2 separate regions of the Mus musculus genome follow, and region 2 is linked to region 1. The links are chromatin loops, found by intact Hi-C in ENCODE. Cell type or tissue: heart. All regions are shown on one strand. Each heading gives the region's core, and the rest is flanking DNA. Links, peaks and the distances in the headings are about the cores only. Region 1 holds the start of Arhgap20 (Rho GTPase activating protein 20). Region 2 overlaps Fdx1 (ferredoxin 1).

Region 1 (12,624 bases), core at 1,977-9,976:
AACCGGTTTTCTCAAAGAGTCAAGTATATGGCTAGTTATGACCTAGTCAATCCATGCCTAGATATTTACTGCTCCCTACTCAAAGCATAGGTCCATGCAGAATTGTGAACGAAGATTCTCAACATCTTTACTTGTAACAGCCAAGAAGCAGAAGCAATCCAATCGCCAGAGGAATGGGTAAGTGAACTACAAACTGAACATCCCTAGTTCCCAACCCTGGCATCCAAAACTGCCTCAAACTCTGAGACTGTCTGCTTGCTGATTAAGACAGAAGATGGACAGTCTATGCCACATCCTGTGATGGGCTGAGGTCAAAATACAGGTGTACTAAAAACAATGAGCAAAATGATCTTCAGATTATGCACGTAAGAGATATGAATTAATCTTATATTGAGATTTGAATGCCGCTCATGAGTTATCTCATTTTTGTATAACCAAACAACTCAAAGTCCAAAGTATATGAAACCTGAAACTCCCATGCTAAGATATTCAGTCTTTATGGCAGCTCATCAATGAAAGGCACAGACACATACAAATAACCACAGGTGGATACGAAAATTACATCTAGTGAAAGGAAGGCAAAAATAAAAATAACAATAAAGGAATTCACTTACATAAGCTGAAAATGCACGCTTAGTCTATAATGACATAAAGCAGACAGGTGATTTCTTGGGAAAATTCACATTTTCTAAGTGCATACATACACCAGACCTTAGATTTATAAATTCTAAATATGTGAGGTTACTGTCTATCGATTAAACTTCAAGAGAGATGTTAAAATCTTCAGGGTACCAGCCACATTTCAGGACCTGAACAGGCACATGTGGTTACTGGCTACCAGACACGAAGGATGGTCAAGCCTCACCATCTGACCAGGTCCCACAGAACAAACAAACAAACAAACAAACAAACAAACCAAACCACACAAATGCTTCAGACCAGAGGGCAGCAAACTACAGGGTATGTTTATATTGTTATTACATGTGTGCATGCTGTATATGGTATGTGTATGTGCACATACACACACCTGCATGCTATGTGTGTGGAGGCCAGAGGACAACTTGGTGGAATATCAGCTCTCTCCTTCCATGTTAGCGTGGGTTCTGGGCATCAAACTCAGGTTCCCAGGCTTGCTCAGCAAGGGTATTTATCTGATGAGCCGTTCTGCTGATCTCCACTACATGTGAAATTCTGCTGGGGCACAGTCAAGCCCACTCACTTAGGAAGTGTCCATTTCTACTTCAGTGCTGTAGAGGAAGAAGTAAGCAGAGACCATAAGGCTGGCAAACCTCAAGTATTTACTGTTTCTTTAAGGCTTGCTGATCCTTCTCTTAAAGGCAAATTCTAAGGACAGGGGCCACACTGCTCCTGTTCCTTGCTTGCCATGACCCAAGGAATGCTTACGAAACAACTGCTATCTAGCAGGACCCACTCTAGTCTTGAGGACACAGTTGGGAGGGAGGCAGGTAATGGGAAAGAAATAAGCAGAGGAGAAAATGCCAAGTACAATGAATGCTAAGACAACCAATAGAGTGGAAGGCCCAGAATGTGACAGGAGGTGGCTTTCATTTACAAAGGAAGGGGGGGGGAGAAGGGGGAGGGAGAGGGAGAGGGAGAGGGAGAGGGAGAGGGAGAGGGAGAGGGAGAGGGAGAGGGAGAGAGACCTCTAGAAGACCCAAGGTTTGCACAACATGAAAAACAGAAAAACCAACCAACAATTCCTTGGGCAGACATAAAGGGAATAACACCAATGCCTAAAATAGGAATGAATTTGACTTAGTGTATGAAAGTGAAGGCCCAGGAGGCTGAAGAACATACAAAAGTGGGGAGGGTGAAGGAATGGGAGAAGTAGAAGGGACCAAGGAGAAGTGTCTGCGTTTTACTAGGCCTGCAAAATGAATCGCCTTCAGAATTGTAAGCAAAATGAATGTCACCATCAATTCAAATGGAAAAAAAACCCACCCATTCTGGCACTGCTAAATGCAGAACGGGTCACAGAAAGACACGAGGGTGTCGTGGGAGTTTCTGCAAAGGCACAGGTTAGAGATGGGTACTGGGCAGCTCGGACTGCACTGGAAGCTGTGCAGGGTGGAGTGGAGAAGTTCGGGACACTTTGGAAGGGTGGCAGCTGTTGTGGTGGGTTGGCTATTGCTGACTGAAGAAAGGTGTTGAAACCCCATCCTAGATGACAGGCCTGAGTAACCCAGAACACGAGTGTTGTGAATTACAATCACGGGGAAAATGCACACGAAGGGCTAACACAATCGCGCCTATGTGCCATCATCCATTCAATTTTCTCAAAAATCTTGGGGGAGTAGAGATGGATGTGGAAATGTACTAGCTCTTTATGTTTTATAACGAAGGACACCATCCTAGAGATAGTGGCTGTGCCCAGAGAACAGAGCATAGGAAAAAGGACACAGCCTCCCTTCCTTTATGGGACAAGTGCGGCTTGAAAATGATAAAGCTACTCTTTAAGGCTCCCTCCCCTCCCCTCCCCTCCCCTCCGCCCCTTGCTAGCATAATCAGTCGCGGGGCGGGGCCACAGTCTTTAGGAAAACAAATGCTTGATTCTCTCCAATTCCTTAGGTTTACAAAACCAAAACGCTTTAAATCTCTGCCAATTGCCTAATGTTCCTCTACCATCCTAAATTAAGAATGACATCCTGACAATTTCACGTTTTATTTGGAAAAACTGGAACACACACACACACACACACACACACACACACACACACACACACCACATACAGCGCGCGCGCGCGCGCGCACACACACACACACGCACGCGCGCGCGCGCACACACACTCACACACACTGTCTCTGAAGGGTGAAAAAACCCACAAGGGCAAACATCAGCCTCCATACATCAAAGGCTGAGCCGCCACTACTGCCCATCCATCAAGTTCACAGACACCCATAGAGGGCTCTGTGACAGGCCCAAGGTCCTTGGGAGCTCACATACATTTCTATACAGCTATCACCTCTCTTCTTTCACCTCCAGCCAAGCCACCATTCTAGTGGGAAGATTAATGAAAAGCCATAAAATCCGGACATGCAGGGAGCCAGTGTATCCCTGTGAGTCTCTAATTATAGTAATGCAACGTTTTCACATTATTTGTTAGGGAAGAACTAGAATGAGCTCTCATCCCAACTTGTTTCCACAGAAGCTGGAGAAGGCGACACCACTGTAAGGAACAAATATGGCCAAATATCTGAAGGTTTAGTGCTGGAGGAAGGGAAGGGGGCACCCATGGCTACAGCACCCAAATCAATTCCCAGGAGCTCAGAAGCTCGCGGCCCACGTGCACTTGCTCCGGGACCTATTGCAGACTCCTGACCTCTATCGAAATCCTCCCGCTGCACCGTGGACCAGTCAATCACCAGCAAAAGCTACAAGTAGTTACCCGGATCAGTCCTTCGGGTGTCAGGGAACAAGGGCGCCGCCCCCACAGGCAAATGCAAACGTCCCTTCTCAGGGGGTGGTTCTGAGCCAAGCCCCCCATGCCCCGCTGGGACCTCCGGAAACTGCCCGCCCACCGCCAGCCAGCCTAGATCTAGGCCGAGTCAAACCTCCGGATCCCACAGTGTAGCCCACGGCACCCATCTCCGACATCCCCTGGAGGCCTTGGGTGGGCGCATCATCCCTCCCCTCCGGGGCCGCCTACCTTCCTCAGGCTGTCGGGTTAAGACTACCTCGGGAGGCTCGCAGGGAGGCACTCCCCGGGTCAGAGATGGAGAGGCAACGGGCTTCTCCGAGACCGTTTCCACCAGAGAAGACAGCGGGGATCCCGGGAGGTGACCCTCCCACCCCACGCGGGGACCGTTAACCCCTCTCAGCACCAGGCACCCGTGGAAGGCGCGAGCCCATGGAGGGGCCCTCCCGCTCGGGCGTCCTCACCTTCTTGGTGCCAGGGCCTCCCGCGATGCGAGACATGCCTGTCAGCGAGGAGGAGCGCCCCGGCTGCGCCCCTAGAGCATCCTGCTGCGGAGACATCGCTTCCATGAAGAAGATCTGCAAGCTAAGCCCAAGCCGAGGACCGGGTGGCTGCGCGGCGCGGTCCGCTCAGGCCGGACGCCGAGCTGCGGGTGCGGGCGGCGCGCCTCCCGTCGGGGCCATGGACCGCCGCCCGCGCCGCGCTCGTCGCGCTCGCCGCACTCTGCTCAGGCTGCAGCAAGCGCTCCGGGCGGCCGCCCGTCCACGTAGCCCCGCCCCGGCCCGCCCCGCCTCTCCGCGTCCGCCCCGCCTCCTCCGCCCTCCCCGCGCCGCCCGTGCACACTGCCGGGAGCGAGCTCTCAGCGCTTGGCGCTACCGAAGCCACTAACCTTGCGAGGTGCCTCCGCGGGTACGAAGCTTTCGCTGCCGCGCGCCACGCGCCGTGCACCACGCACCACTGCCTCCGGTGCAGCTCCGCGCGCCTGTCCGCTCGCTCCCGCCAGCGTCCCTTCCCGCGCAGCTGCAGCGCGGGAGCCTCAGCGAGCGCGGCTCGCTCGAAGGTGGTGCAGGGGCCGCCAGCCTAGCCTCGCTTTCGCGGACTGCGGAAGGGACCCCACCCCCACCCCCAACCCGGTCCCCGCTCCGCTGAAGAAGGAGTTAGACAAATTTGGAAGCCCTGGTGGCATCGCCGGACTTCGGGGGCAATATCGAACGCTTGCTAGCTAAGCCTGTCAGGGTAACCCAGAGCTGTTGCTTTGCAGTCACAGGGAGCAAGCATGGACAAGCAACCTTGCATGTCTGCACCACCAGCTTCGCAGGCAGCAAGCTGCAGGGACCCTGCATTCTGAAGGAGAAAGCGCAATTAAGAGGAAAATGCAGGCAGAAAGGAGGTTGAAACTTGGCATAGTATCTATGAGAAGGCAACAATATGTGGAAGCGTTGATCTGATATCGCGAGCTCAGAACCTAACTTCCTGTAAGTCCAAATAGTGACCCCTCCCTCTTTTTTGGACTAAATAATAATCAAAGGGCAGTTGGAACAGACCAGGGTTAAGTAGTGTTCGCACTTTGCAGGGCTGGCTGCTGGTGTAAATGATACAGTAGGTGGCATTCTTCCCTTGGAATCAGAACTAGTGTGAAAAAAAAATCACTAAGGATATCACTCCGTGATTGCGAGATGGTTACGGATTCTGCTTATTTTTGTGACAAGGAAAAAAGAAAAGAAAAGAAAAGAAAGGGGGAGAAAAGGAAAGGAAAGAAAAGAAAAAAAGAAAAAGAGGTTTCTTGCAGTTTGGGCGGCTATTGGGGCAGGTTATAAGGAACAGAACTCAGGTGGGCAGTGTTCCAAGCTAGGGGATGCTGTCCAACACACACCCACAAAGACACACCTACACAATCATCCAAACCTAAGATTGTTTGTTGTGGAAATATAAGGCTAATTTTAGTCACATCACACTACATTGTTAAAAGGAAGCTTAATAAATCTCATATATATGTATATACATCTGTGAATCAGGGGTGCTACAGCTGTGGTCCTCGTGCAGAGAAGGGCTTTCACCCACTAATTTATAGGTTGTGCTTAAAGAGGGCTTTGCAGTTCTGTTCATTCACTTGGAACCACCCCCAGGTGCCTTAATCTCTTAATTCTTTGGTGAATGGACACCCTGGCTTTTCTTAATCTGCCTCATTTTTGTTTGTTTGTTTGTTTGTTTGTTTGTTTCAATTCTTTTATCTCCAAATAGTTCACTTAGCCCAAAGAGTCACAGCCATCCAGACATTCTTGTTCTTTGTTGCCACCTGATAGATACTAAGGCAGTGTCTAACATAATAAATGTTTGTTAGTTAAATGAACTGAGAAGACACACAAATGATATAAGAAAGATGCAGAAGAGTCAAGACAGAGCTGGCTGTCATTCAAAGAGCCCCATGGACTATGAAGTATCTCTGTGATGAAATAGCCAGTTTCCCAAATCAAGGTACCCCCTTTTCCCCCAGCAAATGTGGAAAACTTTCACTGTTCATTTTGTCTTTTTATTCCCAAGATGAAATAGCTTGGAACAGCACAGAAAATTGCTCTCTCCACGTTAAGTTTCGAGGCAAGGCTACTCAGGAAATTTGGGTTTGAACAGCCGACAGTAGAGACACATGTCTGTCTGATCACAACACTGCCCTGCTAAACCATTATTTGGTTCCTTGCTGTGGAATAAACCAAAAATGTCATAGTACAGAATGAAAGACAGACCCCCCCCCACACCCCACCCTCACTTCACTTTCTTGCTGACTCTTATGTGTCTTTGCTTCTCACCCTGTTCTCTGTCACCTTGAAATCGTCATACTTTCAGAAGCCCACTAGGACTTTGGACTTGTCCTTCGTGTCTGGGAATTTTCCAGGCTACGTCTCTACCCTCTTTTACTTTACTCCGAAATGTCTAGTATCTGGGGCATAAAAGGTACCTGGTGAATCGTCCTGGAAATCTTCAGGACTGTCAGAAACCGAGAGAAGTCTTCCTAGGTTTATCTCTTCCCCAGCTCCAGGCACCCAGGCTTGAGAGTAGCTCCAGCAATTGCAACAGGAAGCCTTTGCTGAGTGTTTGCTCTATGGGAGACTATGAGTATTTTACAGATATAATTAACTCCCATCTGTATCAGATAGGGTGGGTTCGTTTATTCCCCCACTCCACATAGAAGACAACAGCAGGCCACGAGGACTTTGAACAGTGATGGTAACTTAGAAACTGACCATGCAGCTTCAGAACCTGCGTTCTTCTCAACTACCTGGTCTGCTTTCCGTGCTGCGGAAAGCTTTGCTTCTCTGAGTAACTCACACCACACTATACCAGTGCCGTTTGCTCTACTTGCTTTAAGAGGAAAAGTTGCATTTTTCTCTTCTCTATACCATGCACCCAAGCATGCTGCAGTAATTTTTACAACCTTTTATATTTGAATGGATAAACACACTATTATATACAACCATAGGTCACTTCCATCATTCTGTCTAGTGTGAGGGAGATGTTATACAGAGGAAGACAGAACCCTGGACTAGTCCTTGTGTTGTTTAGACGATGAAAACCATTTTCTATTCACCAGGATCCTTATGCTGTAGGCAAGTGATACCAGGACATGAAACTGATGATAAAGCAATTGAAGCGTGGGAAGCACAATGCTAGACACAAGCAGGATGCACCTAAAATACTGTGAGGCAAGCCTTGAAGCAAAGCACTAGCATCTGGGAAGCTCCAGGAGCAGGCCTGCAATGGACACTAAGAATAAAACCAGCATCTTGCCAATCATCAGAATGAATAGTAGTGAAAACACAAATACTAAAAAACTTCATGCGATGTTTCTTCATATGTAGGACGATTATACCAGGTGCTTGACGAGCTGAAAGGGATAGTCATTATAAATACAAGATGCACTTAGCAGTCATTTCCACTTTGTATCCAAATGCCCTTGACCCACAGTGGAAACTGATGGCCTGAAGTGGGAGTTCAGATATGCATATTTTAAAAATATTGTGTTGCCAAACGTTAAAGTCTGCATATTTCCATATAATTCCAAGTTCTTTAAAAATTTAAGTTCTCTGAGAAATCATTTGGGTCTATTATTTTATGTAATCCCAAACCCTTATGGTCACCACTGAGAACACCACTGGGAAAGCAATGGAGGTGACAAACTGTGGAGGGGAGGAAGATAAAGCATTTAGAGAAAATGAACAGTGCTAAGTGGGTTCATGTTCAAAGTCAATATAACGGTTATGGAGAAATAGTGGCTGACATCTTAGGCTGCAAGAGGTGAAGGTGCACCTGGAAGGGGGAGGGAGAAAACTGGGACTTCTCTTTATAGATTAGCTGTGGATAGAAAGGAAAACAAGACAACCCTCATCAGAGGGAGAAGGAGTCTGTTTATCACCAACACAGTAGGCAGATCTGCTACGGGTGAAGAAGGGGAGAGATGCTAATATTCATTTATAGAACAAGGTCAGAGGAAAAACGCTTATGGAAAGATAAAGTGACCAAGAAAGATAAGACTGGAAAAATACCTATTATTTTTATGAACAGCAGCAGCAGCAGTGTGTGTGTGTGTGTGTGTCTATCCTATCTAGATCAGTTTAAGCGATATGAATGGGATGGGTTTTACAAATGAGAAAGAGCCCTATAGTAAATGTACATGACTCTTTGGAGGTGTGTCTGGGTTGAAAGAGAAAGCAGAAACTAGAGAAGAGAGAGTGATCTGAAGGGAATCAAGGAGGGCCAAGTGAGTTCACATAAATACGGAAGGGAAGGCATTAGAGGTGACACAGCCAAGTGAGTTCACATAAATATGGAAGGGAAGGCATTAGAGGTGACACAGCCAAGTGAGTTCACATAAATACGGAAGGGAAGGCATTAGAGGTGACACAGCTGAAGACACTGGGGCCAATGGTGCAGGACAAACAACACTGATTCTATTACAAAAGATAAGTAGGAAAGAATTGTGGGTAAGGCAGAAAGCTTGGCTAACACATTGTAAGCAAGGGTACTGCATAAGGATTGAGGCTAGGGATTGAGTAAGCATTTCTACATCTTTGGGGATCAGCGAGTTCTGCAGAGAACAGAGGGAAACATATGAGGATCAGAGAATAGATGGTAAATAGAATGCTTTAAATGGGCTCTGAAGAATGAGCAAGGTCAAGACTGTGTTGCCCGCATATTCACAACCCGAATGAATTTATAATGGACTTACCTTCACAAGGCAGGGTTTCTCTTTGGGGATTCTGGAAAGTGGACTGAATTCATTCAGAGAAAAGGTTAGTTTGCCAAATGAGTGGGCATAACAATCGAACAGAAGAATTGAGAATACTTGTTACAGAGTCAAAGCAGCAGACCTTGACCTGGGCTTTCTCCTTGAAGGTTACTGGCTTGTCTTTCTTCTGGTGTCCACACCAAAGTGTTTTGTGGCCTTATTTCTTCCTCCACCCCACCCCCAAGTCCTGGAAATGAAAATTTACTCTCATTTATTCTAGTAATCTTTGAGCTGTGTCTGGTTGTGGTCATACCATATGCTTGCATGTAGTGCTAACTAGTTCCTTATTTCTATCCCAGTTTCACAACTGGGCATCCAACAGACTCACTGATTTGTGAACACTTACTTCATTGGGTGTAATGTTGAGGTCATTAACTTCTTATCACCTCCATCCCTCACCTATTCTTGGTCACGCCTGCCTTCATGTGCTTCATAGTTCAAGCTCAATAGCTTAGATTTCTCCCTTTTTCTTTTCTTCTCTTTTCCTTTCCTTTCCTCTTTATTATTACTTTTATTTTTTTTAGTCTAGCTGTATTCCTGCTCCTGGTCCCCCCTTCTACAGTACCTCATCCCATTCCTCCTTCCCTCTGTCTCTGACCACCCCCACCAGACTTCCCCACTCCCTGGGGCTTCAAGTCTCTCCAGGGTTAGGTGCATTAAATCCAGTCAAAAGAATCCCGCTTACCTCCAGACCACTCACAGACACGGCGTCACACCTTTGACCACCAAGTCGTCTGTTAACTTGCACATTTGAGATTTTTTGTTTTTGACTTTTTCTCTCAGCCATACCCACAGACAATGTCTGAACTACCCCTTAAAACTTTTCTGCCCCCTTTCATGAATGGGGGACACTGAAAAGGGAATTCTTGCTGTTTCCTCAAAACCTTAAACCTAGATTACATTTGAGTCCGCAATTCCATTCCTAAGTATATACTTCCAACAATTTGAAAACAATGACTCTAACACAGTGATTCTCAACCTTCCTAATGCTGTAAACCTTTTAACACAGTTCCTCATGTTGTGGTGGCCCCACACCATAAAATTATTTTCATTACTACTTCACAACTGTAATTTTGCTACTGTTAATGAATCATATTATAAATATCTGTGGTTTTTGATGGTCTTAGGCGACAACTGTGAAAGGGTTATTCTACCCTTACATGGTTTTGACCCATAGGGTGAAAAACATTTCTCTAGCAGGTACCTGTACATCAGTGTTCTTAGCAACATTGTTCAAATATAAATGTGGTATATAGGTGAAATAGCGTACTATTTGCTCACTCCAAGCAATGGACTTTTGATTACGCAGTGCAACACACATCATGTTAGGTACCAAATGCAACCTGCAAATATCCTCCCAGATCTTCCTGCCTGTATCTCAGGGGTGCATTCTTGTTCCTGTCTGACCTGTAGTTAAGCTTTCCCCATGCGCTCAATTCTGTATAGCAAGATGGTACAGAGGCTGCTTCCTGCAGTCCGAGTGTCAGCAGAGTCTTGTGCTTGAGATGCTTAGAAGACTGATCAAGATCAGACACGAGGCTTTAGTCACCTTTTGGTTGTAATCTCTCAAGAGGCTATTTACACAGTGAATATAATCCCAGTCTAAGAGGTTTTAGACCATAGAGGAAAAAGGATCTAGAGAAAGGAGGGGGAAAAAAAAGAAAGAAAGATTCTAATGGGGAGATGCTTGGAACCAAAGCTAGAAAAATAATTTGGGGAAAGAATGTGAAGGATTGTGGATTCTAATAAAAATGTATACATTGATTTTTCTAGGAAATGCGGAAGGAGACTGACATCTGTGGAGTCCCTATTGTATGTTAGGTAGGCTGCATATACATCACACATAATCTTCAGTGATGCCAAAGAGGTAGTATTATGATCCTTTTTAAAGAATTTCATTATGTACATGTGTGTGGATCTGTATGGGAATGTGAATATGACTGCCAGGGTTCATGGGTGCCAGAGGCATTAGATTACCCTGGAGCTAACTATTAATTATAAGTTATAGAAAGTGAATTAGAATTTGAACCCAAATATGATGGATTCCCAAGCCTGGTTAGACTTTAAATATGGACTATCAGAAGTACCCCAGTAATGCTCATACCCAGTCACTTAGTGGGACATAGCTTTGCAGGATAATGCTTTGGGCCTTAAACACTATATTAACATTTGTCATTCTGCCACAGACCTCAAGACACGTCCAATGACTTGCATTTTTATGCTTGTTACATAAATGGACAGCTTGGTACTAAGGGGTATTAAAGTACTTATCGAAGTCCATGTAGCGTGGAAATGCAAGAGCCAGCATCAAGTGTAGGAGCCAAAGCCCATAATTTTTATCACAAAATCTGATGGCAATGTTTTTGATTTTCATGACCACAAACTGAGATGCATCCATTCTCATGGAACATGTGACTTTAAGTATCCTACTTAGCTTTCTTGCAGGCCAAAGGCTTATCATAATCATTAAATATATCTCTAATCCTAGTATCTGTATCTATATCTATCTATACACATATCTATGTATATATCTTACAAAAGCAACTTGATTGTTTAACAAGAAACAGAAGAAGGCAGAAGAAATGCATTTTTCATCGTATTTTAGATTGCTTCATGAGACAGACAAAATTAATTTACCAATCATTTGCCCTCCACTGTGACTTTTTCTTGCCCATTCTTCAGGGGAAAGCCCTATCTGTGACACTTCTCTCTCCTCTGGTGTTTCCTCTGGTTTTCCCTAGGTGTTTGATCTGACTGCATGTTTGTTAGTTCGCTCTACATACTTGTGATACAGTTCTCTGTAGAGGTTTATGGAAATGAATCTTTCCAACATTATTCCTCTGATTCAGGGCTGTGTGATACCCTCTTCCTCTTAAATTACAAATGAAGGGATAAGGGGATGATCAGAGGGTGAGAACACTTGCTTGACAAGTGTGAGATTTTAGACCGCCAGAGCTCACGTGAAAAACCAAGTATGGCTGGCCCTGACAGTTAACCCAGCATTAGGGGAGGGGTGGGGGGGGTGGAGACAAGAAGATCCCTAGAGCTCACTAGCCACACAGTCTCCCCAAAAATGTAAGCTCCTTGTCCAGCGAGAGACTCTGTCTTAAGGCAGTGTGGCAGAGAGTCTTAGAAGAAAGCCATCAATGTGTTGCTTTGGCCTCTGCATGCATGGGAACACCCATTCTCTCCCCCCCGCCCCCCGAGTGTGTGTGTGTGTGTGTGTTTGTGTGTCACATAAACCCACACACATACCCCATACACACACACACTCCATAACATAAATAACCACTAAAAGAACAACCTTTACATATTTGCTACAGACAATGAAAGAAAATAATTTGCAAAAGTGCTTATTACTTTAAAAATAGTAACAAAATAAAAGGAAGTTTGACAAAAAGTTAGATGAAGACATTCCAAAAAAAGTGTTTCGCTTTGCAGCATATTTTAGAAAGCACGCCATATGCAACATTACTCCCTTAAGATTCTCTAGGAGAATATAGAGTTTCATAGCCAAGTATGTTTTGGAAAGTCTGCTCAAGTGACACTGTACATTACTAAACATGTATATGAGAAGCTTTGATAAACTTTGCAGTTTAAAGAAAATCTACTTAATCTCTGGTTAATCTTTTTCTGTCTTACCATAATCAATGTGTTAATTCCAGCCTATCAGAGATGGGCATGGGGTAAGGGGGGGGTTATCCCTCCCTTAATTACTTGCTTACCGTTGTTTCCCCCCGCCCCTTGGTTCACAGTACATTCAAATCTTTTACAGTTTTTTATTTAAAGCTTTTTCAAAACTATTTTTTTAAGGAGCAATTTTAGGTTTACAGTAAAGAAAAGGAAGGGTATAGAGATGTCCCTACTCCCACATTTACAGCATCCCCCATTGTAACATCCTTTACC
Region 2 (12,624 bases), core at 1,746-9,745, 180 kb before region 1:
GAAGTGGTGAGGTTATAGACCAAAAGCCTGACCCAGTGACATGCTTCTTCAGCAAGGCTGTACCTCCTAAAGGTTTCCGTGGCATCCCCCAAAACAGCATCACTCACTGAGCTCGCCATGTGCCTGACCAAGTCCATGGTTTCTGCAGTATCTCCGTGAGATTCCATGTAATCTCATCTACTCTGTGACTATAAGCCCTTCCTAGATGCTGATAGAGATTAACTTTCCATCTTTGATTCAGTTCTCTCCTCTGATCATGAACTTGTAGATTCAACTCCCTACTTTATGTTTCTTTTTGGAAACCCCAAAGGTATTTAGAACTCAATTATTGATTTTTAAAACATGTACTTATCTCCTCCACCACATGTGTATAATACTTGTGTGTGAGTACAGGCACACACTTGCTATAACACGTATGTGGAAGGCTAGAGATAGGTTAGAGGAGTTTGTTTTTCCCACCATGTGCATTGTGAGCATAAATCTCAAGTCAGCAATCAAGCTTGGCAACAGTTGTCCTTACCTGATGAACCATGTTGCTGGTAAAAATCATGTTCTTAAAACAGCCTCCGCCCCTCCCCTAAAGCTTCCTCCAGCATTTCCTGTATTCATCATGAACACTATCCAGCTACTGCAGGCTGGAGCCTGAGCAGCAGGTTTTCTCCTGGTACATCAGCATCTTCTCTTCCTTAAGCCTCCAGACGCTTCTTTTGGCTCCATTATCTTTATCACTTGGCTCTATGAAGCCACTGGACCTGTGAACCTGCTTCCAATCGGAGCTCTGAAGCTGGGGTGATTGTCTGATATCAGCTGTATTAGTTTTCTGAGTAAAACCACAAAGGATTTGCCATTGCATTTAAGATTAAATCCATATTCCTCATTGACCTAAAAGGCTACACGTATTATGTTCCCCACTGCTCTTCCCCTCCCCCTCCACTTCTCATTGCTCTTCCTAGTGTAGCAATGCTGACCTCTTAGAAGCTTGAACTTACACCAAATCACCACTTTTCAAGACTTCATGTGCTCCTCTGCCAAGACACCTCTGCCAAGGTACCATCTTTTCTCCCTCATCCCACAAATGCATACTTACTATTCTGTATTAAGTGTCTTTGTATTAGTCCCTTATAGCATACAGGAGAAATGCATAGTAGATGGTGACAAATGTTATGGAAGAAATGGCTGGATTCTAGGGTGTAGGATACTGGGCTTAGGTAACAAAAGAAATCTTCCTTCACCTAACCACCCAGTCCCTAGTAAGGTTTCTCTCTTTACTCCCAACCCATTATAAACTTGGATCGCTTGTGGCACCCAGTCTGTGATAGTCTGTCATTGTCGGGTCTACCTCAGACCGTGCTTTCATAGCATTTACCACATTTCCGTAATTCACGTCTGTGTTCTGCTTCCATTGGTCTCTGGTGAGCAATACAGTCACTCTCAATTTATAACTTACTGTATATGAGGGAATGAGGCAATAAGTGAACCAAAATGGACAGTTGTAAACTTGGGAAGTAATACAATAAATAAATATTCTTTCTACCAACTTGTATGTTAATAGATCAGTTTTTCAGTATTGTGCGTTTCAGTACTCTGCCACTTGGGGGCAGTTACACATCTGTGATTAAATTGATCTAGCTCATCATTTCAAACTTTTTTTCTTCTGTATGTTTCATATGCCTGTTTTATGACTATCCAAGATAAGAGGTCCTAGTAATGTTTATAGAAGTCTGTATTTCTGCTTGCTGTTATGCGTAGCATTGCATTTCTCTTATGCTAGATCATCCTTTGAACAAAATGTTTATATATAATTTTATATTTTCAATCTGTAACTTCCAACATAGCTGTATTCTAGGTTTTGGTTAGGAAAGGGGTTAGGTATGGGTGGGTGGCCCACTTTATCTTAGCATTGTAAGTGGACAGAATGATCTTAACCCAAGACTTTCATATAGAAAACATCCTATTAGCACCCAAATTTCATAAACGGAGAGTAGAAATTTCACATATCTATAGAGTGTGCCTTTATTATCTCCATTCACTACTACTTCCCTCCAGCTTCCTTTAGTGTTTTCTACCCTGTCTTCCTTTAAACTTCTTGACCTCCTTTTGATATTAATAACCCCAAAGACCAATTAGTGCTGCTAACATGCATGAGTGTAGGGCCATCCATCAATTGGGGCATGGCCAACCTACCAGTGTTGTCATGTCCTCAAAAGAGAGTTACTCTCTCTCTCTCAGCAACCATCAACTGCCAGCAGTTCCTTTGCCAAGGGAACTCTTGCATCCATGCTGGATTTTCGACTGGCTTGATCCTGTGCAGGCAATCATAGCTGCTATGTATTGCAGAAGCTGTGCCATGTCCAGATGTCAGCATTTTACAGCTTTCCTCCTCATCAAACAGTGCTTCACACTCCTTCAGGCCCTCTTCCAAAATGTTCCCTGAGCCTTATCTCTACTTTCTTTGTCACTTTGACCAATTATGAGTCTCTGTGTTAACCATTACCTACTGCAAAATCAAGCTCCTTCCACCTGAGTTGAGAACAACACAAATCTATGGTTGTAAACATGAATATTTAGAAGGCAGTTGGACAGCTTAACAATAAATTCCCAGGGCCTGTGGTCTCTCTTGTCATGGACTTTTGACCAGATTTACAATAACAGGCATGAAATCCCTTCTGTGAAGCCAGCTTAAAATCCAGTCAGAAAGTTGTTGATTACCCTGTGACGTGACAAACATGCCACTGTTGCACCAAGGGCACATCTTGCCAATCAGGTTAGTATTGGAGCACGCAGGGTCTAGTGCTGGATGAGAACACTGATGCAGTTTCCTTCCTCAGCCTCCAGCAGCCTGAGAGTCTGACCATTTCCAAATAGTAATTACCACAACCCCTACGTTGCCAATACATATAATTTATTTATACTCATGATTCTTGTAACTCCTAGGTTACAAGAGGTTGGTATAGTTACTATTAAGATAATTGAAGCATGGAAAGTAAAGAAGCCTACCATGACATATAACGGGAGAGGTAGTTATAGGCGGGGAACTCCTATGCTCTTGAACTTCGTGTCTTGGGCCTTCCTGATGCTATCACTACTTTAAAATGGCTTTAATAAAAACGAAGGTGTTTCTCTTCTCTCTTTCTCTTCTATTTCTCTTTTTCTTTCTCTTTCTGTGTCTGTGTGTGTGTGGTTATGTGTGTGTGGTTATGTGTATTCTGTGTATGGTATGGAGTTTTCTTACTGTCTACCTTGTTGAGACAGGTCTCCTTGTTTTTACTACTGTGTTGTGTACTCCAGGCTATCTGGCTAGTAAAATTCTGAGAGATCTTGTGTATAAATATGTGTATGTGTGTTTGTGTGTGTGTGTGTACATATATGTGTGTGTATATCAAATAATTGGCTTTCTGGTTTATTAAAATTACACACTTGATTTCTGTACCTATTTTATTTGCCTGTGACCTGTGGTCACATAAAAATTTCTCACTTGGAAGTGGGACATGAGTGGAAAGTTCAGGAAGCCCTGGCTTATATGGTTGAATTTCTTTGTGAGGAGATTTCCAAATGAAGTCTGAGGCTGTTTCTCAGCAGACTCTGCCTTGATTTGGCTGGATGACATGATTTTGTTAGATTCCTTTGTAGGGTACCTGGATCATAATAAGAACTGAATAAATAACTGTTAAATTAATGGTTTAAAATTGAGCAAAGGTCTGGCAAGATGGCTCAGCAAGGAAAGGCACTTGTCAACCACATCTGGTAACCAGAGTTTGGTCATTGAAACCTGCATCATGGAAGGAGAGAACTAACTCTCACAAGCTGTTCTCTGACTTCCACATTCACTCTGTAATATGATGCACATATGCGCACATACATACATAACACACAAATGTAAAATAAATATAATCTAAATGTGGAACACAAATATTCACAGTATTTGAATCTGTGGTGCTTCTTAAAACATCTTGTTTGATTAAACCCAATTATTTAGAGGATTGAGAGAAAAGAATGATTATCTTTATTTAGGTGTAGGTTAGATGCTTTCTCTTATATAATGCAAGTCCTTATTGGTTGTTTTGAGCTCTCCAGACAAGGTGAATTATGTGCAAATGATTATATGCATCATTGCTATATGTATTTCAGAACGCATCTTTACGTGTCTGTGTGTCTCAGTTATGAACATGTATACATTTTAATATTCGAATTGTATGACCTTCATGGTCCCCTCACATTATCTGTTCAGAACCTTTGTGAAGTACTGAGTGATTTACGACTGTGTGAGGATGGGCGACCTATTCCTGACTCATGATTACTCAGTATTTCAGCCCTTTTAAGTGTGCAGCTGATTCTAAAACTAAAGTGCATTTCGCAGTAGCCAGGTGTGCACTGCTACAGTGGATGGTATGGTCACCTTGTGCTGCTTTGACAGGTGCGTGTGAGGGAACGTTGGCTTGCTCTACTTGTCATCTTATCTTTGAGGATCACATCTATGAGAAGTTAGATGCCATTACTGATGAAGAGAATGACATGCTTGACCTGGCTTTTGGACTAACAGACAGGTGAGTAGATTTTGTTGGTTTTGTTTGAAGGACAGGATTATAACTTTTGGTCAGGGTGACTCACACTCATGAGTGCAGAGATCACAGACATAAGGCACAAAACCTGCCTTGTCAGGTAAGGGTTTAAAGTTGCTTCATTGTTATCAACAACCTGGAAAAGTCTGTGTTAATATTCCTTTAGGTCTTAGGTCATACGCATGAGTAGAAGTGCCCTTGTGGGTATAGCACAAGTCATGAAGTCTGGGGATATTTCTCTTTCACTGTCCACAAGGCCTCCATGAAACTTCTCTTTTACAAGTCAAAGAATTAATTGGTAGTAATATAATTTCTAAATTGTAATATATCTTTTTAGTCTATTTATGCCAGGAATTAATATTTATCACAATTTATTAGGGTGGAATTAAATGGAATACTTTTTATAGTATTCTTGAAAGACAGATTTGATAATTGAACAAAATTATAGTGGAGATTTTTACCTGTTTCAGAGAATTGAGTTTTCAAAGAAACGTAATATATAGTAGTAATTATGTTAAGGTGACTAGTTATTTTTCTAAGTGTATGTTAAAGAAATTAATCAGAGCTTATTAATTAGTAGGTAGAGTTTCTCTTAAACATGGCAAGCTCCATAGAACAGATGGCATTAGTGATACTATTTTTTAATTCTCCAGTCTCAGAGTCAAGGAAGACTTCTCCTGGATTTACTGTTTCAAGGCATAATTAAGGAGGCTTATTACTTACTGAGAGTGGGCTTTGTTTAAGTATATTTTGCTACCTTAATGAATAATTTTTAAAAACTTTATTAGCTTACAAGAATTCATTTTATATTTTAAGCAGTTATGGTGGTAATAGTTTATTTATTTCGGTTTGTTTCTTTTATACTTCATCTCACTATTTTTCATTCTGTTTAGTTTTCAGTGCAAAGGGCCTTGCTCATGCTAGACAAGAGTGCCCTGTCAGTTATCTATATTGGGATAATATTACTATGTACTGTAAAGATTATCATAGTGTGTAGTTCTTACTATGCCACTTTAAACTCCAGCCCCCACCCAGGGAATATTGGATCTGTGGATGAAACACACACAGGCACACGCATGCATATACACACAAGCATACACACATGCGCACACACCTGAATTTCAACCTGCCTTATTGGTTCTATTGCTGGGTGCTTCTAATCTCCCTCGGCTAGCGTGCCCTTCCCAATACTCTTAGCTCAACACCTCTTAAACTGCCCTTAGCTTAGTTGCATTTCTAATCTCCTGCCTGGGGAAGCAGCCTATGGCTGCTCCACCTGAGATCCCACACGGTCTCCTTTTCTCCCTCCGAAGTATGATAAAATCTCCCTTCCTCTTTCTGTATCTCTTTGCCTCTTCCTGCAGGAACCTGGAAGACCCACCTATTTCCTTCAGCCCAGCAATTGGTCCCTGACATCTTTATTAATTGATCAAGAACCAAATGGGGAGTAGGACCTTAGCATCAGAACCACCCCATACAGATTGTCTCTGTATTATTCAAATGTTGATTTCTGTGATGGCAGAGAGTTGAATGAAGACTGGACTTTGGTATGGTTCACATAACTATATCATATTTTGCAAACACTCTCTCATCTTCTGATTGACTTATTAAAAAGCAGATGGTCTATAACAAGGCAGGAAGTAGGAAGTGAGACTTCTGGGAGGAGATAGGATCTCCAGGACAGAATTAGGCACAGGAGATTCACCACCAAGACAAGTAAGTCAGACATATGAAACTAGCCATGTGGCAGACATAGAATAGAATAAATAGGTTAATTGAATTATGAACTAGTTGGGGAACAAACCTAGCTTAAGGCCTAGACATAAATAAATAAGCCTCCATGTCATTATTCAGGAACTGGGGCAGACAGAAAAAAACCAAATGGTTACAAATGGCACCCCATGTTTGGTGCCAAATACTGTTTTTAACAAAATCTCAAATGTTTGATTTTACCAATGGGAGCCAACCAATGCTGGGGTGAACTTCGACTTCCTGTGTGTCTCTCTATCCATCATCCTGACTTCCTCTTACTCATTATGGTTATTTTCTATGTTTACTCTCTGACTGCTGGTTGCTTGCTCTGCCTCTTGACCTATGGCTGACTTTATTTAATCCTATTTACAATAAACAGAAAACTCTTGGATTAAAGGTGTGTGCTAGTGCTAAGCCACACCACAACTAGAAACAGGTTTTTCCAGTAAATAACACAGTCTTAGGGTTCACAGTGTGATCAGAATTCCTTCAACACAGTTCTGTCTCCAGCCTCACCTCTGTCTTATGGAGGTGAGACTAATACCTTTGGAAGAGACTGAGAACACCATACCTTTTTACATGCAAGCTCATTGTGTCAGGCTGCTCTGACCCAGAGCTCTTCTCTGTCCTCATGTGTGCCTGTTCTCCCATCACTACCTGCAGTGCTCTGCTGAGCCTCACTGATAGGTGCTTCACTTTGTAAATTAATAGTTCCTTGTGGAGTAGCCTTGTCTCACTCATCATATGAGCATGTGCCGTGTCTGACTAGCTCACTAAGGCCTCCCAAGTCTAAAGTCTATCTGGATTGCCTTTTGTTTTGTTTTGGTTTGTGGGTTTTGTTTTGTTTTGTTTTTGGCTCTTGCAGATAGAGCTCAGTGCATAATTGGGTATTGTCAAGGCTGTTTCTAGTTCTACAAAGAACTACTGATGGGAGATGGGTTGATTTTTTTTTTTTTTTTTTTTCACCCATCATCAAAACTCCCTATGGTTAACCTGGCTTTCTCATTCTAGGACTCCCTAGTGGTGCCTCACTATGTCTAAACTTATGTGTTACCCTGGCGACTTTTAAGCTACAATTCTCCATGTAAATTTTCTCTTTCTCAAAGAAGACTCTGGGGATTGAATTTGGGACTTTTGGACATGAGGCATGTGTCTATCACCGAGCCACACCCTAGCCCATTGCTTGTCTTGTCAGCAAAACTGAAGCATCTGCCTCAGCTCAGATGTTCCTTTGAGCCTCTTATGTCTGTTACCGTGACCTCAAATGCTCTTCTCAAGCTGGTTTGCCTCTTATAAATGTTCAATCTTGTTTACCCTTCTAGATACCATCTATCCTGGCCAGAAGTATGGGTGTTTCCTCAAAGGGGTTTTATTTTTTCTGCTTGTGTGTCATTTGTCACAGTCTCACATGCTAATTATCAGTGAGTAGTCTCATCTCATCTGTCTGATTGAAAGTTCACTTCATACTGCTGACATTGGCAATTAGTGTCTTCAGCAGCCCTACGAGCAAGCCTTTTATTCTCCATTGTGATGATCAGGCTAGGAAATCATAGAAGTTGCCCTTAAAAATTCTGTCAGTGCTGCTTTTGAACCATTGGTCTGTTTGGCTCTGAATCTTGTGCTTTCCTATGAATACCTCTCCTGTGCCCAACATGTAACAGATGTTAATAAGAAAATATTGAATTGAGTTTTCCATGTATACCCACTAATATACAGTAGTGTATCTATTGACATTTAGTTGTACACCCATTGACATTTACCACTTTACCCTTTGACATTTAGTAGTAGAAAATTTTACCATTATGCGTTCAATAAATGTTTGATGAATCTATTAATGAATTCAATGCCTTTATAACATGCTTTGTCAAAGACTGGTTGTAAGATTAGCCTTTTTTTTTTTTTCCGTATTAGGAGCTGAGCTCAGGGCCTTGCACATGCTAGGCAAGTACTTCACACTGAGCTGTATCTCAGCTCTGTATTTACTTTTTGATGTTGAGACTGGATCGAATTTAATTCCACGCTGGAATTGAACTTACTCCTTAGCTCAGGCTTGCCCTCAACCTGCATTCTTTTTGTCTCAAACTCCTAAGTAACTTAGATGACAGGCTCGTGCCGCCAACCTAGCTTAACACGAAACCTTTTTGAACTTCTAAGAGAAAAGAAAAGTGCTACTGATTAAAATATGCACTGTGTTATATTGTATGCTTACTATATTGTGTGCATTTGAAAGGCTATTTACACTTATTCATATGTCTGTGTGTTGAAAACAAAACGCTCAAGGGAAGCATGACTTGTAGCAATCTGTAAAAGGAGGAGAAGAAAATGGAGTGGTGGTCTTTCTTCCTATAACAGATTACAGATATGCATCTACAGTATTCCTCTAGTGCTGGTAATTTTGGTTTTATAATACTTTTGGACTTACTTTGAAAGGGTTAAAAATGCAACACTTTTGGAGTCAAAATACCTGCTCATTTGGAGACACTGGTGTACCTGTTACAGCTATGACACAGCTGCCTCCTTACATCTAGCAGTAACTTTAAGATGTCCTTGGCTTTGACATAGACCTTGATCTCAAAGGGGGATACATCCTTGCCCTTGATGGTTGGAGTTTGACCTTGTCTGAAGGCGTTTGTAGGTACCGTTTGAGGTGGGATCTCATGTCTAGTTCAGTCTTTTTCCTGGCTGTGTAGCTGAGGACGGCTGTGAACTCCTGACCTCCCTCCATCTTCCAAGTGCTGGGATTAGAGGTGCTTGCCACTGCGCTTGCCTTCAGTCTATGATTTCATTTATTTAGGCATTGAAGACTTGTTTCTTTAGCTTGCTAAGTCACGTGTGTGCCTTCACGCCTTCTGGTTGTTTCTCTTCCTGTCTGCAATCGCACTGAACAGAAGTTTTGGTGAGTTCATTGGGTAACACACTAGAGCCTCATGAAGCTTTGGCCTAGTAGGTTGTGTGATGCTACCTGCTGCTGCCCTTTAGAGGGCATGACATCAGTTAGATGGCATGGATGGTTGTGTCTGTTTCGGCCTAACGAAAACTTAAAAGGTAAGCAAATTCTCCAATTGCTTTAGGCAAGAAAGTCTACAAATATCCTAAACAACTACAGGCATGTGAATGATATGTTCCAATACTAAATGGAGCCTCCTTCATTTCCTTACAGGTCAAGGTTGGGCTGCCAAGTTTGTCTGACCAAGGCTATGGACAATATGACTGTGCGTGTGCCTGAAGCAGTGGCGGATGTCCGACAGTCTGTTGACATGAGCAAGAATTCCTAAGCTACAATAAAAAGAAATATTTTCATTAAATTTTTACCTATTTTTATAATTATTTCTTAGTATAATTAAGTGATTATATGACAGAATATATATCTTAGTGTGAGTAGCTGTGCTGTCTTAGTTCAGTTCTGTAGAACTGAAACTTTGCAGTTTTTATTTTGATTAAATTATTAAAACATCAGTCAACTATTAGAAGGCAGCTGATATAATAAATTCCTTATGTATTTTACCATGAGTGTGTTTGGTGATTTTAGTAAAACATTACTGTGTAATCTCATGTCTGCTTTTTAAAAAGGTAATTTTAAATAGTACCATTAGTGCTGGAAAATTAGGTCAGCAATTAAGAGCACTGACCGTTCTTCCAGAGGACCCAGTTCAAGTCTGACAGCTACATGGTGCCTCATAATGGTCTGTAATTCCATTTCTAGCCCCTAAATACATGTGGTATATTGACATAATAAGGAAAACATTCATACACAAGAAATAAAAATAAAATTTCAAGAAATGTAAAAGCTTAGCATCTTGTTTCATGTGGATGGCAGAGCTCTATCTTGACTAGGATACATCCAGAGAATCTGTACTGGGACCCGAATCTTGTGCTGACTGATGTTCAGAATGAAACTGGAGCAATTAACTGAGGTTGGCAAAGCAGGAGGCAGCAAGCATGATGTGGAGAGGTGTATATAACCACAGAGCTGTGTTACAGAGGACTTCATGTGACCGACCTCTCAGTACAGATACCAGGCTATCCAAAACTGGCAGTGGTTGACATGGCCTGCTGGGACCACTGCAACTGGTCCTTTTCTTCATGGTAATGGTATTTTTATATCATTAGCATTAAAAACTTGTGTTCATATTGTCCATCAGGTACAAGGACATATTCAGAAACTTCACTTAGAGATAAAGGAGATAGTTAACCCTATTCAGGGAAAATCTTGATCCATTTCTGGAATTCTTTAGTTGCCTTAACTCATGAATGATTTCCCTCTCCATAAAGTTTGCCTGCAATACATTGTCTCAAATCCCATGCTACCCACCTCTCTCAGAATCCAACACTCATCTGTATGGTTTTTGTCTTCTTATACACAGTCTGCCCAACATTGTGCCACAGACCCAGAAACTAGAGTGTTTTTCAGCTCACAGATAGTGATTATATATGGAAGATGTTTGACTCTTTACCTGAACCAAAAATAAATTCTTCAGTGTTCACAAAGGGGTTACACAGTGTGTTCTGGAATCAAATATGCTACAATGGCCACAGTGTACTCTTTCAAGGGTAAAACTTAGCAAGTAGCCTTGTGCTGTGTACCATAAATTTACAGATGGATAAACAGGCCATCTCATATCTCTTCCCCACAAGGCTCAGGGAACAAACAAGTGAAAAGGGGCAGAAAGACTGTAAGAGTCCAAGGTTACAGGCATTGGTAGCAAAATTGTGCTGATGCACATGTGAACCTGGAGAGGCTGTGACTTGTCACACAAGACCTATACAATATCAAGCCAGCTGAAATCCCAGCACGCATGGGGGAGGGAGTTAATGAAGGCTCACCTTTAGGTGAGGAGTTGTTGGTAATTGATGGCTACTGGGGAGGGAGAGTCGGTTTTCTTCAGAGACCACGTAGTTCCTGAGATGCTACCACACTTCGCTAGATGGTCCTACATCCATGCACATTTAGGCATACCAAGTGGGTTTTGGCCTTTACAGAACATTTTTTTAATTGTTATTTTATGTATATGGGTGATTGCTTGCATGTAAGTCTATGCACCATGTGCACTTAGTCTTAGCGTCCGTGGAAGCCAAAGGAGGGACCTGTAACTGTGAGCCACTAAGTGGGTACTGAGAAACCAGGGACCTCTGTAAGAGCAGCTAGTGCTCCTAACCACTGAGCCATCCCTCCAGTTCCTGGCTCAGTGGACTTTGAAAACAAGAGGTCATGAAATTGGGGAAAAAAGTGGTAGGAGGGAAAGGGAGCTTACTGCAAGGGAGAGATGGGGAGTGGGTTTGATCAAAACATACGCATACATGAAGTTCTCAAAGAATAGGAAAAATGATTGAAAGATTTCCCCTAAGGAGGGCAAAATGATAAAAGGTACAGTATGTGTGTGTGTGTGTGTATATATATATATATATATATATATATATATATATATATATATATACATAAATACATATACTTTTATTGAGCTACACTGATGAATTTGCCAAATGATTTTTTAAATTAGTGTATAAATAAAGACTTGGAAGATCTTGAAGCATCTTGTAGTTGCTGCTTAATGACTGGAATCCTTTACGTATGGAGCATGCAGTACTATGAGTGTTCTTCAAAGCAATTTATTAATTAGCATTAGTATTCTTGTCCTACACAGATCACCCAGAGCATTTAAGAGTGATACATATCGTAGAATAAATTATTTCGAATTATGAAAGTTCAGCAGTGTGTGCTTGTATAGAGTCTAATCTTATTAGATGGATGTTAAATAATTGGGTTATATAAGGGTGAGTTTTCCAGTTTGAGGAAAGAAACTTTCCAAGTTTGAAACTTGTGCATTATATGTTACTGTATTTGTTTCCCTATTGTCATAAAAATATTCAAAAAACGTAATGTCAAACAATTATCTTTTGTTTCTTCAGATAGCTCCTGCAGGTCAGGAATTACAGTCAGCTAGAAGTGGGACCCTGTGTCTGCTACCCTGTGTCTGGCATGGACACTCATGGACAGAAAGTTGAGGTGCTGTATACTAGCTTCCCTTTCTCTTGCTGGAATAAAGCATTGTCCAAAGCAGCTTGGGAAAGAAAGGGTTTATTTTATCTTAAACTTTACTGTCCATCATGGAGGGAACATAGACAGGAATCTGGAGGCAGAAATTGAAGCAGAGACCACGGAGGGACTGTTTACTCATTTGTTCAGCTACTTTTCCTAGGCAGCCCAAGCCCTCTTGCCTTGTGAATGAACTGTTTACAGTGGGCTAGGCTTTCAGCATTAATTAGCAGTTATGAGAATGCACCCTCACCCCCAGCCCATCCCCATAGGCCAATC

Evidence for each region. Hi-C counts contacts between places; a loop is a spot of excess contacts. Peaks named below come from ENCODE experiments on the same cell type or tissue, not always from the same donor. Only the 100,000 strongest peaks of a DNase experiment are listed, where the experiment ranks them.
Region 2: it touches region 1 in a loop (3.0-fold over the local background); 5 of 42 quality-filtered maps call a loop at or near these places.

Annotation. Positions count from the first base shown.
Region 1 is chr9:51,756,889-51,769,512 of GRCm38, reverse strand. It overlaps Arhgap20 (Rho GTPase activating protein 20), which reads right to left and starts at 4,162. Exons shown (of 15, transcript NM_175535.4): 1 at 3,902-4,162. The coding sequence starts at 4,006. It overlaps Gm40520 (a long non-coding RNA gene), which reads left to right and starts at 4,085. Exons shown (of 3, transcript XR_870739.3): 1 at 4,085-4,912. In heart, for the core only: a CTCF peak has its summit at 5,019 (motif pointing right); DNase peaks (open chromatin) are centred at 3,412, 3,602, 4,132 and 4,162; H3K4me3 peaks cover 3,224 bases; H3K27ac peaks cover 1,410 bases; H3K27me3 peaks cover 4,275 bases.
Region 2 is chr9:51,940,497-51,953,120 of GRCm38, reverse strand. Fdx1 (ferredoxin 1) reads left to right here. Exons shown (of 4, transcript NM_007996.2): 3 at 4,415-4,544; 4 at 9,472-10,098. The coding sequence ends at 9,586. Among named protein-coding and RNA genes, the nearest start is that of Fdx1, 17 kb to the left of the region's middle. In heart, for the core only: no CTCF peak of the experiment used is centred there; no DNase peak of the experiment used is centred there.